Regions from separate parts of the Mus musculus genome. Here region 2 is linked to region 1. The links are chromatin contacts, found by Hi-C or POLR2A ChIA-PET in ENCODE. All regions are on one chromosome and are shown on one strand. The core of a region is the stretch at or near the end of the contact, and the rest is flanking DNA. Distances in the headings are between cores, read along the strand shown. Region 1 holds the start of Ddx56 (DEAD box helicase 56). Region 2 overlaps Camk2b (calcium/calmodulin-dependent protein kinase II, beta).

Region 1 (3,531 bases), core at 510-3,009:
TCCACCACACCCCCTATCCCCACCTTGGAAACAAACAGATTTCTGGCAGCATTCAGTTATGGCCAGATTCAGTCGTGTATGTGAGGGATATGGTAGGTAGGAAAATGACTGCCTCAAAGGTATTTCCATCCTAACTCCTGAAACTTGTGAATGCCATTCAGCATGGCCAAGATTGCTGACCAGATAACTTTAAAGTAGGGAGTTAGTCTAGATCAGTCATTCTCAACTTGTAGGCCATGACCCCTTTAGGGGTCAAATAACCCATTCACAGGGTCCACCTAAGACCAGCAGAAAAGACACATTTACATCATGATTCATAAGAGTAGCAAAATTACAGTTGTGAAATAGTAAAAATGATGTTCTGGATGGGGGTCACTTCAACGTGAGGAACTGTATTAAAGGGTAGCAGCATTGGGAAGGTTGAGAAGCACTGATCTAGATCATCAGTTTGAGCTCACTGCAGTCACAGGTGCCAGAGTCCAGCGTTTTGCAGTTAGGCTTCTAGCCCCACCTTAAGTCTCCCCCTTTTCCTCTCCTTTGCTGCTGATTGAGACTCTAAGGCATCATGCACGCTAGGGAAGTGCTCTACATTGATCCTGTTGCCCACTTAATGACCCCTTTTATTGGTCTTTTCCTTCAGCTCAGCCCCTCCTGTTATCAGGAGGGCTTTCCCTTTCTTAATAGGTGGTCACTATAAGACCCTGTTGGTAAATGTTTTTAGTCCCCACCAATCTCTTTTCTGTTATTGCCCTAACAATAGTTACAGCGCCCAGAAGAAATGGGCCTAAGGTCAACTGACACTTTTTTGGCTTTAGGTGTTTTAAGAGGTCCCAAGGAAGGGTGGTAGTGCATGCCTTTAATTCCAGCACTAGGGAGGCTGAGTCAAACCAGTCTGGTCTACCTACCAAGTTCCAGGCCAGCCACTACATAATGAGGCCATGTCTCAAAAAAACCAATCAATCAATCTTCCCCAGGCAGTGATGGCACATGCCTTTAATCTCAGCATTTGGGAGGCAGAGGCAGGCGGATTTCTGAGTTTGAAGCCAGCCTGGTCTACAGAGTGAGTTCCAGGACAGCCAGGGCCACACAGAGAAACCCTGTCTTGAAAAAAACAAACAAACAAACAAAAAAAAAAAAACAAAAAAAAAACAAAAACAGAAGAAAAAGTCCTAAGGACATTCCCTGGTAAGGAATTCTCAAAGAATGGGCCTTATTAACATGTGTAACAAAGTCTGATTTTCGTTTTCTGGGAAAGATGGTCCCAGGAAGGGTTCGAGTCAACTTGGCTCTTCTTCTAAGAGCTGTTAAGGATTGCACCGCGTGTTGGCAGTATTTGTGAAAATCTTCATAGTAGCTGAAGGCCTGATTTAACATTTATCTTAGGTTAGCAACTTGTGCCGCGATTTCTGCCCAGTGAGATTTGCCTCTGGTTACCCACAGAACCCTAATTCCTTTGCGCATGTGCCTAAGTGGCGGCTGCCTCCCTTTAGCCAAAACGCGGTCGATCCCAACCATAACCTAGCAAAGCCCTGCCCACGTCACTCTGTGGGTCAGGGAAGGCTGAGGCGCCAGAGAAGAGGCATCCACAATTCGGAGGGCGTTCAAGGGACAGCATTGCGGAACGCTCCTGCGCAGAGCCAGCACAAATTGGTAGCAACGTCGGACACCCAGGAGAAAGTACTTCCAGGAAGTGACGTACCTTCCAGAGCTGATTAGTTGTTGGTTTGTCCCGCCCTACGCGTGCGCACTGACAGCGTGGAGTCACGCCATGGAGGACCAAGAAGCGCTGGGTTTTGAACACATGGGCCTGGATCCCCGGCTCCTGCAGGTATGGGGTAGGCTGTGGAGCTGCTACCCGGTGTGCCGCTGTACTCCACGCCGCTTGAGCTGCGTCCTCTTCCTTCTTAGGCTGTCACCGATTTGGGCTGGTCGCGACCTACGTTGATCCAGGAAAAGGCCATTCCTCTGGCGCTGGAGGGGAAGGACCTCCTGGCCCGCGCCCGCACAGGCTCCGGGAAGACCGCAGCTTATGCTATTCCGATGCTTCAGTCGCTTCTCCACAAGAAGGCGGTGGGTAGCGAGAGGAGCAGTGAGTATGAGGCAGGACGCTCCAAAAGAATAGGGAATGAAGTGCCCGACTGTGCCAAGGTTCCTCCTATAGGTCCTGTGTCAGTGTTAGGCGGCCCATAGAGAACTTGGTCAATTTGCAGCTTAATCTCTGAGCTGGAGTTCAGGTTACTTGGCTCTCAACCCGGGCCTTGGTGCCACGACCGCCATCCTGTTGTAATTTTGAGTAACCTTTTATCTAGAGGGGGACTCATCAGCTCCGTAGTACGTTAAGTGATTTCAGCAAGTTCTAAATTTGAGTGCCTGGGAAAGCTCTGCCCCCTGTGCTGTGAGGTGGGCAGAATTAAGAGTTTATCAGGACACAGCTAGGTGGTTGTGTTGCAGTACATGGTTCTGACTGTTTGGGCGGACCCAGTACTTTGAACGGTCTTGAATTGGTGTTCTTACAGACAGGTCCTGTAATGGAGCAGGCTGTGAGAGGCCTTGTTCTTGTTCCTACCAAGGAGCTGGCACGGCAGGCCCAGGCCATGATCCAGCAACTGGCTGCCTACTGTGCTCGGGATGTGCGAGTGGCTAACGTCTCAGCTGCAGAAGACTCAGCTTCTCAGAGGTGGGTGAAACCTGCAGGCCTCCAAAGGGAGAACGCTTTGCAAGTGTGTGCCCTTGGTGGTGTGAGTGGCTAGCCTGGGCAGGTCTGCCAGGGCGAGGGTCTGGCTGCTAAATCCTTGCCACCTGCAGAGCTGTGTTGATGGAGAAGCCAGATGTGGTGGTGGGAACCCCATCCCGAGTGTTAAGCCACTTGCAGCAGAACACCTTGAAACTCCGGGACTCCCTAGAGCTGCTGGTGGTAGATGAAGCTGACCTTCTTTTTTCCTTTGGCTTTGAGGATGAACTCAAGAGTCTTCTCTGGTAAGGAAGAAACAGAAGTGGCTCCTAGACCTGCAAGGGTCTGGACTTGGGACTGGAGTGGAATGGGTGGGCTGGAGCCTGATCAAGCCCTGTTCTTTCTTTCAGTCACTTGCCTCGGATTTACCAGGCTTTTCTCATGTCGGCCACTTTCAATGAGGATGTACAAACTCTGAAGGAGCTGGTACTGCATAACCCGGTAAGTGGAGCATCTGGGACTGAGACCCAAGTCTCTGAACTTGTTGATCCTTCTCAGGAAACTTCTGGCGCTTGCGGGGGGACTATTTTTGTTAGGTATGTCTTTCCTAATTCTTAATCACTGAAAGGAAGTCACTTGAAGTCATTATATATTTATAGCTTTCCCTAGTCCAAACTGTGCTTTGCTTGGAAGTCACTTGGGGTCACGTTTCCAAAGGGAGCCAAATTCTAAGACCAGAGTTCCCCTTGTGTACATTTCAGTCTTCTACTTCCAGCCATTGTGCAGGCTTCTATTCTGTATCCTGTCTACTCCCAATGTTTGTCTTTGTGCTGTACACTGATGCTGTATGTATAGTTTGT
Region 2 (3,531 bases), core at 694-3,193, 290 kb after region 1:
ACCTTGGGGCGTCCCCAAGAGTGACCACCTCACCTCTGTCCCCTAGGTCCCCAGCAGTGGCCTGGGATTCTACACCTGTAACCTTTTCCACTGTCCTGTGCCTCTTGGCTCTCTCTGCCACCTTCTGTCTTGAGTGTCTACCATCTACTGCTTGCTTCTGTTCTGCCTCAGCCCCCAGGGTCCCTGATGTCCTGAGCTTGGTGAGGAGGGCCTCAGGAGCCCCCGAAGCCGAGGGCCCCCTCTCCTGCCAATCTCCAGTTCCCATTAGCCCCCTTCCAACCCCGTGTAAGTAGCCTGGGCCCCGCTGCTGTGGGGATAACTTGGAAGGGCCTGGCAAGTCTCTGAGGGGCCATTCAAGAGCCAAGGATTGGACAGGCCTGGACTGTTGGCCCCAGCTCTGTCCTCACACAGCCCCCAGACTGGGGTTCCCCAGGGTTGCCTTTGTCCAGCCAGAGGCCTTTATTCTCTGTGAGGATGCTGTCCTGGCCTACTTTCCTACTCATGGCCACTAGACAGTCCCTGAAGGATTTGGCTATGACTTCTAGACCTCCGGGGCCCACTCAAACCTCCCTCTATCTCTGGAGGCTTCTTGCTGCTGAACCTGGCACCAAATAGGAAGCCAGGTCTCAGGTCTCAGATTCCCTTGTGGTAAGAGCAGGGGCTCCCCTCCCCCGTCCTGTCGATTCTGTTGTCTCCTCGTATGTTTGTCTGCCTTGTGTTCATGTCTGTCTGTTCCGCCCCAGCCCCCAGGATCTCTGACATCCTGAACTCAGTGAGAAGGGGCTGTGGAACCCCAGAAGCCGAGGGACCCCTATCAGTGGGGCCCCCACCCTGCTTGTCTCCGGGTCTCCTAGGCCCCCTGCCCACCCCGTGTAAGTAGTAGCTCCTAGGCTTGCTGCCCCTGCTACCGAGGGCTCGCTGAGAATGGCCAGTGCTCAGCCTCCTGCACCTGCCATGCACGGCCAAGCTCCCCCTGGACCAGGATGCCTGATGGGTGGCCTTAGTCAAGGCATATGCACTAACATAGCTGGGCAGCTACCTGGCTGCCCCTTTTGGGCTCAGTGCCTCTGACTCATCTCAGACCCCCTTCTCCTTCCCTGCACGCTGCTACCCTCACTTCATCTCGGGCCCAACCCTGGATAATAGGGTGGAGCCCTTAACCCATCAGTGCCAAGAACTTTCTAGCCTTACTGACATTCACACCCTACCCTGCCCTGGTCACAGTACCTCAGAGCCTATCTCCAGAGCAGCCCTGGGCTCTTGATGTACCTTATCCCTGAACACCATTCACCTCACCATTTGAGGCAGGGGAGGTCAAAGAAGGTGCCAGAATGAGAAACCCCAACCGGGGTCAAATCGCTTAGGGGACATTCAAGAGAAGCGAAGACTGGCCTTCCACTGGCCTGAGCTACCCACGTGGGCCCAAACAATGCTTCTATCTGAACATCCCTCCTCCCTCTCATCCAGTCCTCTACCTACCTGTCACTTGCAGTGATGGCCTCTGGCTTCTTTGGGGCCAGGTTACCTCTCCTTGGAGGACATCCTGTGCCCTTGGCAGCTTCCAGCTCCGCACACTAGAAAGACAAAAGCATCTGTGCTCCTGGTGCCTCCTCCCCCAACATTTATGTCCCTACCCCCCATCTGACCTCACCCCTCCCATGTCACCATGTGTCCTGATGCTCCACATCCCCCTCTGGCCGCCCCTCTTGTCCGGCTTGGCTCTCGGTCTGAAGGTTTCTTCCCTGCATGTCCCTGCCCACCTGTATTCATGTCTGTCTGTTCTGCCCCAGCCCCCAGGATCTCTGACATCCTCAACTCAGTGAGGCGGGGCTCAGGGACCCCAGAAGCTGAGGGCCTCCCACCAGTGGGCCCCCCACCCTGCCCATCTCCGACTCTCCCTGGCCCCTTGCCCACCCCATGTAAGTAGCATTTCACGTGGCCCTTACAGCTCCATGGAGGGGCAAGCCCCCAGCGTGGTGCCTGGTCGGCCTGACTCTGGGAATAACCAGCTTGTGGAGAGATAGGGGGTCATGGCATCTGTCAGGGAATCGTGTCAAAATGCGAGAAGAAAGCAGTGGGCTTCAGGAAAGGCACCTTATGGTCATGAGATGTGTGTTTGTGTGTGTGTGAGCTCAGTATGTGGGGAAGCTCCCAAACGCTTCACTGAGAGAGTGGCGAGCAGGTGCCCACCAGTGCACAAGGAGTCCTTAAGAAAGGCTGAGAGTAGACCTTCCTGGACAAGAGGACAGGGGAAGAAACTCCTAAGAACTCTGGTATGCTGGCTGCCAGGCTGGACTCTGGGGGCGGGGCAGCCAGGGCTAAGGCCGAGTTAGGGAGAGCAGCACAGGCAGGTGGCTCCTTAGCCTGTCTGCCGACTGTCTGCCAGTATCACTTACAGGGATGGATGACATCCAGGGCTGCAGCCACCGCTTCCCCCGCCTCCGGGGACACACGGGGCTGGGGGTGGCGCTGAGATGCCTTCAGAGAAGAGGCTGGGCCAGGGCCTCGGCATGGCAGGGCAGGGGCTGGGTGAGTAACTGTGAGAGGTGGGCATGGGTGACCCACCCCTATCACCTCCACCTATTAGGCTGGGGTCCGGGAGTGCTGCAGGCAGCCAGAGTAGAGAGGAGGTTACAGTAACTCACAAGGATGGACATCTACAGTTTGTAGGTTGTTGGTGGCGGTGGGGAATAACAGATTCGTGCTGTGTAAGGGGCAGCCTCTGGAGGTCATGAATCCCCTAGAGCACTCCATGGTCTGCAGAGGGGATCAGAGTTGAGGGAGGTGTGAGGAGCCAACCAGGTTACTTTTGGTGCTAGGGAAGGGGACCGGTGGCGGGGGTATATAGCAGCCAGTTCTTACAAAGCAGGGGTGGGATGTTCACTGCTGGTGGCTGCAAACAGCATCTGGACAGCACCTGTCCTGTCTGAGTGCTCTATCATTGATCTCAAGGGTCCCATTGTTTTTTTGGGGGAACACGATCGGCCTTAGGAGCAGGTGGCTGCTCCTAGGCCGGGTCCTAGGCCGGGTCTGTGGGGAACAGCAAGTGACCACATTACTTTAGAGGCTATGACACTGCTCTGCCCTAGTAGGGTCTGTGCTAGCTTCACTAGAGGAAGAGGTCCTGCAGGACGGGGCTTCAAGAATGACTGGATGGTGGCATCTTGCTGTCCCATGAGGGGTTGCTGGGCCGAAGGAAAGAAAAGACTGAGTAAAATGTAGGGAAATGTGGGTGGTGTCAGGTGGCATTGGGTCTCTCTTTTTTGGGAAGGCTACAACCCACCGACTAGGTTATAGGTTTCTTTAGGCTCGAGCCCCACCCCTTCCTATGCTCTCTGTACCCCAGGCCTCACTTCCTAATCAGGGATTACACAGGATTCAGGCTGATCCTGGCTCATCCCTTAGTCAGCTGCCCTGCCAAACAGCTGTGAGGTTGGGGGCTTTGGGCCAGTGGGAGGGACACCAAACCTCTGGTCACACCCAGATATCCTCAGCCTCTTTAGGCTGCTTGGCTTCTCACAGGAGAGCTGT

What was found. A loop is a pair of places that touch in the nucleus more often than their neighbours do. ChIA-PET counts read pairs that join two places held with the same protein, here RNA polymerase II (POLR2A).
Region 2: a loop to region 1 is called in a map of left cerebral cortex, with 2.7 times the contacts of the local background. The contact joins the enhancer-like site here to the promoter of Ddx56 in region 1. A Hi-C loop is called at or near these places in 4 of 37 maps with a recorded cell type or tissue (all left cerebral cortex). POLR2A ChIA-PET finds 5 or more read pairs at or near these places in 1 of 5 experiments (Patski).

The regions. Positions count from the first base shown.
Region 1 is chr11:6,265,957-6,269,487 of GRCm38, reverse strand. Ddx56 (DEAD box helicase 56) reads left to right here and starts at 1,759. Exons shown (of 14, transcript NM_026538.3): 1 at 1,759-1,828; 2 at 1,909-2,070; 3 at 2,517-2,677; 4 at 2,806-2,976; 5 at 3,082-3,172. The coding sequence starts at 1,769.
Region 2 is chr11:5,975,153-5,978,683 of GRCm38, reverse strand. All of the region lies in intron 17 of Camk2b (calcium/calmodulin-dependent protein kinase II, beta), which reads left to right. Among named protein-coding and RNA genes, the nearest start is that of Ykt6, 21 kb to the right of the region's middle. Within about 2 kb of position 1,943, at least 1 of the 3 ENCODE cell types and tissues checked has a DNase peak (open chromatin) inside an H3K27ac peak, as active enhancers do.